3 separate regions of the Homo sapiens genome follow, and all the other regions are linked to region 1. The links are chromatin contacts, found by Hi-C or POLR2A ChIA-PET in ENCODE. All regions are on one chromosome and are shown on one strand. Each heading gives the region's core, a stretch centred on a gene start or an enhancer-like site at or near the end of the contact. The rest is flanking DNA. Distances are from core to core; before and after follow the strand shown. Region 1 holds the start of RNF138 (ring finger protein 138). Region 2 holds the start of INO80C (INO80 complex subunit C). Region 3 holds the start of KIAA1328.

The links. Hi-C counts contacts between places; a loop is a spot of excess contacts on that map. ChIA-PET counts read pairs that join two places held with the same protein, here RNA polymerase II (POLR2A). Pooled maps may share reads with other maps.
Region 2: a map of B cell shows a loop between it and region 1 (18-fold over the local background). The contact joins the promoter of INO80C here to the promoter of RNF138 in region 1. A Hi-C loop is called at or near these places in 1 of 168 maps with a recorded cell type or tissue (B cell) and 9 of 50 pooled maps. POLR2A ChIA-PET finds 5 or more read pairs at or near these places in 1 of 52 experiments (activated T-cell).
Region 3: a map of B cell shows a loop between it and region 1 (18-fold over the local background). The contact joins the promoter of KIAA1328 here to the promoter of RNF138 in region 1. A Hi-C loop is called at or near these places in 2 of 168 maps with a recorded cell type or tissue (B cell and naive thymus-derived CD4-positive, alpha-beta T cell), 2 of 37 single-sample maps with no recorded cell type and 10 of 50 pooled maps. POLR2A ChIA-PET finds 5 or more read pairs at or near these places in 1 of 52 experiments (activated naive CD4-positive, alpha-beta T cell).

Annotation. Positions count from the first base shown.
Region 1 is chr18:32,090,549-32,093,248 of GRCh38, reverse strand. RNF138 (ring finger protein 138) reads right to left here and starts at 1,375. Exons shown (of 8, transcript NM_016271.5): 1 at 1,014-1,375; 2 at 363-549. The coding sequence starts at 472. It overlaps LOC124904278 (a long non-coding RNA gene), which reads left to right and starts at 1,304. Exons shown (of 2, transcript XR_007066327.1): 1 at 1,304-1,394; 2 at 1,747-1,974. It also overlaps a transcript of RNF125 not described here. RefSeq lists a silencer at 537-956 and an enhancer at 1,627-1,676.
Region 2 is chr18:35,496,472-35,499,388 of GRCh38, reverse strand. INO80C (INO80 complex subunit C) reads left to right here and starts at 1,429. Exons shown (of 5, transcript NM_194281.4): 1 at 1,429-1,670. The coding sequence starts at 1,515. RefSeq lists enhancers at 1,252-1,521, 1,872-1,991, 2,262-2,411.
Region 3 is chr18:36,827,491-36,830,383 of GRCh38, reverse strand. It overlaps KIAA1328, which reads right to left and starts at 1,257. Exons shown (of 10, transcript NM_020776.3): 1 at 1,188-1,257. The coding sequence starts at 1,245. TPGS2 (tubulin polyglutamylase complex subunit 2) reads left to right here and starts at 1,382. Exons shown (of 7, transcript NM_015476.4): 1 at 1,382-1,701. The coding sequence starts at 1,617. RefSeq lists a silencer at 1,023-1,622 and enhancers at 1,020-1,812, 1,913-2,022.

The sequences.
Region 1 (2,700 bases), core at 126-2,625:
GCAATTCCTCCCGGGCCTGGCGGAGACGACAGGGGCCTCCGGGGCCTGAAGACGCCGCAGGGAACGGCCTGGCCACTGCCCCGGGGGCGCGAAAGCCAGGGAGAGCGGGAGAGCGGGAGAGCGGGAGAGCGGGAGAGCGGGAGCTTGGGCTGAGGGGGCTGGACGCGGGGAGCGGGCCCCGAGGCTGAGGAAAAGGCCGCCCCGGGACTCTGAGGGGCGGGGAACGGGACCTCGCGGGGCAGCGACGCTCGGGCAGGCCGCGGCGGGCTCGGTTCCCGCCAGGCGGCAGCCCGGGGTCCCGGGCCGGAGGCCGGGCCTAAGCGACAACCCGGCTCCGCGAGGGGGAGGGGGCGTCTACTCACACGTGCTGACAGGCCGTGGTCCGCACGGGCGTTTTGAGCACCTCCTGACAGACGGGGCAGTAGAAATCATCTTCGGTGTAGGACGTGGCCGCAGAGAGGTCCTCGGCCATGGCGGGGGATGGGGAAACAAGGCGATGGCGACAGCGGCAGCGGCCGAGGTGACGGTGGCGGCCCGGGGCCCGACTCCCTACATGAACCCGGAGGGGGGAGGGGGATCGCATCAGGATACAGCGCGCGCCAGGAAGGGGGCGGGGCCCTGGGTAGGGCGGGGCCGAACGCAGAGACGCTACTGCCGCACGCGCCGGGCAAGAGGCGACCCCTCCCACGGCTCCTCCCACAGGGGGCTGGATGGGGGACGGTGCTTGGCGGGAGGCTGGGCTCGCAGCATGCCGTGGGCCCGCCCCGCTCGCCCCTCACCCCGCCCCAGGACGCGGCCTCACGCTCTAGGCCACGCCCTCACCGGGCTCCAGGCGCGGGCTCGCGCCCCGCCCTCAGCCCCCGTCTTCGCCCAAGGCCTCCCTTTTCACTGCTTTTCCGCCTCTACTCACCCCGACCCCGAGCCCCGAGTGCCCAGCCCGTGTCCGCGGCTTCCTCCCCGCCCCGCTTCCCGGCACCCCGGCCCCTCCACGCTTCCGCCGGGGAGACTCTCACCTAGGAGCCCCGAAGCGGCGTTGTGGACGGAGCTGCTTTTCCTTCACGTGTTCGTAGAGACCCGGCCCAGCGCTTTCCTCGAGCTTCCTGTCCGGCCGCCGCTATCTTCGCAGCCGAGGCCCCGGGGCAAATGGAGGGCGGCGTGCGCTGTGCTTATCGGCCCCTAACGGGGCCGGAGCCGAGGCTCATGGTGCAGGGAGATTCGCCCGCCGCCGCCAGCAGCTCTGTCTTGGCATTGCGCTGCCTACAGCCTACCCGGCCGTCACCGAACGCGGGAGCGCCGGGGATCTGGGCGGAGGAGCCAGGAGAGGCGGGGAGGCACGGGGTGTGAAGTGCGGCCTGTATAGCAACCGGCGCACGGCGCCTTCCGCGGGTTGTGACGTAAGCAGCTGGGCGCCCGCGGTGACACCTGCGCCTCCCCGCCCCGCCTCGCTAGGCCCGGGACCCCAGTTACCTCTCCTGTCAAATACATTGGGCCTTTCAGGAAGTTTTCGTCAATGTTCAAGATTTAGTCTTTACTATTTGCCCTACCAGAATGTTTTGATCTTGTCAAGATGTGTTATAAACAAATATTTGTTACGGGATTTTAATCCTTTGGGGGCAGGATTAAAGTTTCCTTGAGAGGATGTCCACTTTCTCCTTTAACAGCATGACCGATGCTTAAATACGGTCGCAGATGCAGTCTTCTACTACACCTTTGGGTTGATTTTTGATTTTTTCTTTTTTTTTTTAGCTTTGAAGAGAAATGCCGTAGAAGCATGGACGTGGCTTTTCACCAAGGTTATTCACTAATTTAAGTGTTTTTTTTAATTTTATTTTATTTTATTTTATTTTTTGAGACAGGTACTCACTCTGTCTCCCAGGCCGGAGTGCAATTATCTGTACAATTGATAATCTATAAGATGGTCCAACCTGCGTAACAGAGTGAGATTCCGTCTCAAAAAAAAAAAAAAAAAAGAAAGAAAAAAGGCCGGGCGCGGTGGCTCACACCTGTAATCCCAGCCCTTTGGTAAGCGAAGGCGGTTGGATCACTTGAGGTCAGGAGTTCAAGACCAGCCTGGCCAACGTGATGAAATCCCATCTCTACTAAAAATACAAAAATTAACCGGACATGGTGGTGGGAGCCTGTAATCCCAGGTACTCGGGAGGCTGAGGCACGAGAATCGCTTGTACCCGGGAGGCAGAGGTTGCAGTGAGCCGCGATCGCGCCGCTGCACTCCAGCCCTGGCGACAGAGTGAGACTCTCAAAAAAAAAGAAGAACAAAAAAAGGATAAATCGATAAGATGGGATCCACAATGACGTGAAAGAAGCTAAGGAAAATCTGGAACATTATACAGCATCTACAATTAGCTTCAGAGAAAAGAAAGGTTTTATTACCATCCTTTGTTAAAACCCTCCCCCATGGTCTAAATGAATAAACAGAAGCCATTTAAGGGACTATTTAAATCAATTCTGCCATTTATTGTCTATGTTGACATTGGCATTGTTAGGTGTTATGCAGATGTCATGAACTTTGCTCTCAACCTGTTTACATTATTACATATCTATCAGAATGAGAGAGAAAAAATGGTATTTGCCAAAGTATTAAATTTTGCATTAAACGATGGCTATAATGAGGATAGGAAATGGAATGATTAGAAATATATAGAGTTAACAGAAAACTTTATGGAGGAAATGGGTTTTAAT
Region 2 (2,917 bases), core at 180-2,679, 3.4 Mb before region 1:
TGGAGGTGAGTCCTTGAGTTAAGGAATGAGGAAAAGACTAGCTTTAGATGAGGATAGGGATGGAGATGGGGTGTGGGAAAGAACATTTCAACACTGGTAGGCTTATTCCTTTCTCTAAAGGAAAAAATATGTCAGTAACAATATTGCAAGTTTCCCTAACTGCTCCTTCTCTCTCACCTCTAAGTCATTGTGCAGCCTGTTTATTTCAAATATCAAGACTCATATACATCAACTTCCTGTATTCAAACATAGTAGCTTCCACCAATCACTGCAGGGAGTTAGTTCATTCGTTAAATACATCATTAAAAATACTTATAATGCACCAATGACTTGCAAGGTACTGTGATTGGGGGGACTGATAAGTTAACAAGACATAACTGACCCTTCCCTCATACAGATTACATTCTAGCAGGAGCCAAAAAAGACATTAACCATCCGATTATAAATCATTTAGTTATATGATGTCGCAAAGGTTCTGTAAAAATATAGGGTAGAATGAGGCAAAGAACAAGGCGGGTAGGGGGACTCAGGTTCCTAAATAGGTTTTAGTAGATCTGTGACCTCCCTGAAATCTGTAAAATTTTGTCTGTGTCTGTATACATTTAATGGGGTGGTGGGGAGGTGGGGGTGTGCGGCAGGGATAGGAAGCACAGATTCCATGCTCAAGAGTCTGTGAATCCTAAGAGATTAAGAACCGGCCGGGCGTGGTGGCTTACGCCTGTAATCCCAGCACTTAGGGAGGCCGAGGCGGGCAGATCACCTGAGGTCGGGAGCTCGAGACCAGCCTGACCAACATGGAGAAACCCCGTCTCTACTAAAAATACAAAATTAGCCGGGCATGGTGGCACATGCCTGTGATCCCAGCTACTCGGGAGGCTGAGGCAGGAGAATCGCTTGAACCCGGGAGGCGGAGTTTGCAGTGAGCCGAGATCGCGCCATTGCACTCCAGCCTGGACAACAAGAGCGAAACTCCGTCTCAAATAAAAGAAAAAAAAAAAGGGAGAGATTAAGAACCACTCTACCCTTCATGTCCATTTGGGCGCTATTTATATACAAACCTTTTCCGCGTGGGAAGGCAGGGAGGGATAGAGGGAGAAGCCAGTAGCTTGGCGGTCTACTGAGAACGACCCCAGCTTTAGGCTTACAGACATCAAAAGTAATCACTCTTCTATATGAGAAAAGACAACACGCTCATTAATTTTTTAAAACGTAGTTACTTAAAAAGATTGGGAGATTTTCTATTCCTCTATCAATGGGGATTTCCAGGCACGTGCCCCACCCAAGGCCCACGCCCAGAGCGCCCGAGTGGCAGGACAACGCCCGCTGACATCTTCCCGTCCCGACGGCACAGGCTACTCCGAGCTCCGCCTTTTAGATTGCACCGAGAGAAGCCAGCTACAGCTTGGAGTCCAGGCCGGGTTTTCAAGCATCAAGACGGAAGTAACAGCGGAAAGGAAGTTCCAAGGCCCGCGCTGGGAAAAAGGTGGGGGGACCAGGGGAAGACTCGGAGTGCGATGGCGGCGCAAATTCCAATTGTGGCCACCACTTCCACTCCCGGAATAGTCCGGAACAGCAAGAAGAGGCCGGCCAGCCCTTCCCACAATGGCAGCAGCGGCGGGGGCTATGGCGCCAGTAAGAAGAAAAAAGCGTCCGCTTCCAGCTTTGCGCAGGTACGCAGTCGCGCTCCCAGGCTGCGCGTGCGCGTCGCGAAACGGGACTTGGCGGGGCGGAGCCGAGCCAGGGCGCGTGCGTAATGTGGGGCGCTGCGCGTGCGGTCTCCGTTGGGGTTGAAAGACGCTGCCCCGCGGAGTGAATGACTACTCTTTCCCTTCGTTTGGACACATGGGCTTACAACGCCTTGTGTTGTAAGGAGAGAAGAAGAAGTAGGGAGGTTATTACTGACTTAGTATTAATAGAAGGACTGCCTCTTCCCCTCGAGGTCGCCTTTAGCATGAGGTTCAGGACTAATGAGTGTCAGTCATTCAGAAATTTGCGTGTCTTCCCCTCGTCCATTCTGCAGACATCTACCCAGTGTCTTTGAGGCGCATAGCGCTGTAATGTCCTGCATGGATGAATACAAGATGTATTGATAAGTATGCTTTCTCTCATCCTGAGAAAAGTGCTTTTTTGACCCTGGGTTTCCCAATCCAAAGGCAGGTTTGGTCTTAACTCATGGGCTTGTTAAGGTTATGAAGTAATGAGTGTAAAGGCACTGAGCTCAGCGCCTGGCTCAGACGTCAGGGCCTCTGAACAATCTAGGTTCCGTAATTCCAGCAATGAATTTTCAGCAGGGAGTGGCTTGATTAGTGTTTTCTCTGGCTCCTGCATTTTATTCAAAGCAAAAAAGCAGAGATAGAGTGTGTTACTTTGTGCTCCTCAGCATATGGTGTGACACCACCGTTCACCCAGTCAGTCAGTGGCTGTTCTAGAAATCTTGTTCCTTCTTCTGTAGGTGATTGGTAGTGCTTTTTATTTTAACCTTTTAATATTAAATACTTTGCTATAGTAAGATTTACACAGAGTACAATGCACAAATTTTCAAGAATACTGGCTGAACCACAGATCTTCAAGAATCCTGTCTCACGCCTGTATCCCAGCACTTTGAGAGGCCAAGGTGAGAGGATTGCTTGAGGACAGGAGTTCGAGACCTGCTCCCCAACCCCCATCCAAATTTACAAATAGCTGGGCGTGATGGTGCACGCCTTTAGTCCCAACTACAAGAGCATCACTTAAGCCCAAGATTTCAAGGTTACAGCGAGCTATGATCGTGCCATTGCAGTCCAGCTTGGGCAACAGAGTGAGCCTATCGCAAACAAAACAAAACAAAACAAAACTACAGATCCAGTGCCCTTTTACATTTGTATACACCTATGGCCACTGCCTGGATCAAGATAGCATTTCTAAGAGCAGGTGACAT
Region 3 (2,893 bases), core at 8-2,507, 4.7 Mb before region 1:
TATTTAATTTGCACACTGCACTAGTATGCTTTCATCCACAGTGTATGTACATGATTTCATTTGCTTTTCACCAACCTATCAGAGACAAATGGTAATTATGTCTAGTAAGTGCAAACACTAAACACGAGCAGCACAGAATACAAACATATCCCTCTCTCTACACATGACACTAATCCTAGTAACTCAACAAAGGAGTTGATAACACAGTTTTGTAAGTTTCACTGGGAGCTAAGAAGAATGCCCAGTGATTCTGCCAAAGGTAACAGCAACGCCTCAATTAATGCCATCACCAATCCTAGCAAACACAAAAAGAGCTGCCTCTGCAAGCACTCAGTAACACAGATTGCCGTCCCTCTTTCAAGTAACCCCTCTAAGGAACGTGAAGTAAATTATCAGGACCAAAGCTCAAGCGAGAAGAGTCTACCTACTCCAAGGAAAGAAACACTCCTGTCACACAAACATCTCATCACTGCTGCTGAACTGGTAATACTACCACTGGACTAAAAAGTTCCACTGCTTCTCCACCTCACAACGATCCAAGAACTTCAATGACTGCCAGTGACCCGCACTCCACAAGTAAGTCAACAATACTTCCAGGCACAATGATTCCCATCTTACGCAGTAACCAGCACCACCAGACCACATCCCAGTAACCAAGCTCCACACCTCTCCTAAAACCCCAGTATTAAAATACATCATCACTGGAGGGCCTTTTAAGTCCGAAAGGTCCTGACTTGCTCCTAGCAATGCAGACTAAAGACAATCCTAAATCAAAACAAAAAGGCTCCCTGTCCAGCCAACACCGACTCCTCCCTCAACTTCGAGCTAGCTCCGCACACTCAAGTCAGCCTGGGGGCACTCTGACAGGGTGGGCAGAGGGACCTCGGAGGGCCATCTCAGCCCTGGACTGAGCCTGGACTCAAGGCTATCTTTCTCGAGCTCACCGGTAGTGAGCGCTGGGAAGCATCTGAGCCGTGTCCCCACACCTGCAGACAGTACCAGTCTCTCGGCCACCTAACACCCAAGCAAGGGGAGAGCCCAGCACCTAGACTGGGGCCGAGCAGCACGTCCCCATCCCCGGGGTTAGTTCGGAGCTTCTCCTCCGCTCTCGGACTGCCACGCGACGGCTCGCCCCTCGCCGTCCCGTGGAGGGCGCCGGCGCCCCCTGTCAGGCGGGCAAAGGATACAGTCCCGGCTCCAGAACGCCGCGGCACTGGGGCGGGAGGGGCCCGCCACGTCCGCCATCTTGAAACAACCGCCACTCGGGGCGTCGCGCCTGGGCCGCCACGCCTCGGCCTGCAGGCTCGGTCCCCATTGGCCGCACCACGCAGAGGCCCGCCCCCGCCTGCGCGGCCGGCCCCTGCGGGGCGAGAGGGTGGGGGCGAAGGGGAAGCTACGTCCCGGAGGTGCGGTGTGGGGCACCGGGCGGGGCCGCGGGAACCGGCGCCCCACGGAGCTGCTGCTGTCAGACCAACCCCGGGCCCCCATCATCACTGCGCCGCGCTTTCAGGCGCCGAGAACTACCGTTCCCGGCATGCCATGAAATTGGCCTCGGCGCTGAGGCGGGGTCCGGCCCTCCACCCGCTCCCGCCGCGCGCGAATCGCGGTCGCGAGCCATGGAGGAGGAGGCATCGTCCCCGGGGCTGGGCTGCAGCAAGCCGCACCTGGAGAAGCTGACCCTGGGCATCACGCGCATCCTAGGTGAGGAAAGGGGGCACGGTGCCGAGAGGGTGTGGAGGAGAAGGAAGGAGGAGCGGAGGGATGAGGTGCGGGGTGAGCGGTGCGACGCTGGCCCCAGAACAGGAGTGGACATCGCTGCTGGGACTTCCGTTGTTACAGAGGAAAGTGGGGGACCTGGGTTTGTGATTAGGCCTTGAAAGTGTTTGCCAGGAGTGTTCGGAGGCAGAGCTGGGAAGCCTGAAGTTTCCCCCACTCACCGCCAACCAAGGTCCCACCCAGGAAGGACGGGCAGAGACGTGCAAAGGGAACACAGCAAGCACCTGACGGTTGGGAAGTTGGATCTCCCCCTAGGAGGCATTCTCAGCCAGGGCATTATCCCCGAAACCCAAGACCTTTCTCTGGGGGAAGTAATGCACCCGACCTCCCAGGGCGACAACTACGTCGGGTCTGAAAGGAATCCAACCTTGCACCACTGAATGACTCAGAGTTTTTCTTTTATCGAACATTTCTTTGTTTGCTTGCTTGTTTGTATTTTGAGACAGAGTTTTGCTCTTGTTGCCCAGGCTGGAGTGCAATGGCGCGATCTCGGCTCACTGCAACCTGCGCCTCCTGGGTTCAAGCAATTCTCCTGCCTCGCCCAGCTATTTTTTTGTATTTTTAGTAGAGACAGGGTTCCACCATGTTGGCCAGGCTGGTCTCGAACTCCTGACCTCAGGTGATCCACCCGCCTCGACCTCCCAAAGTGCTGGAATTACAGGCGTGAGCCACCGCGCCTGGCCTATCAAACGTTTCTTTAGTACTCACCACTATGTTAGACGTGAGGTTAAAAATATGAAAAAGACACAGTTCTGTGAAAAAAATAAACAAATGAGGTCACTAGGAGTGTGAAAAGAGGTCAGTAATCTGTTACTCAGAGATGTCACAGAGGAGGGGACTGATCTTACCAGGGAAGTTAAAGAACATGTCACAGAGGAGATGATGCTAGATTTTGAAAGACATATAGGAGTTAGCCAGAAAACTAAGGAGGAGAAAGGTCTTTTAAGAAGGCTGAAAAGCATGCTTCAGTGCCTTCCCATCACAATTATAATAAAATCCAAATGTCTGTACCATGACCCACAAGTCCCTGTAAGATCTGCTCTCATCTCTTTCTGACTTTGTTTCCACTCTTGCCCACATGGCCTTCTAGCTGTACCTTAAACACACTAAGCGGGTT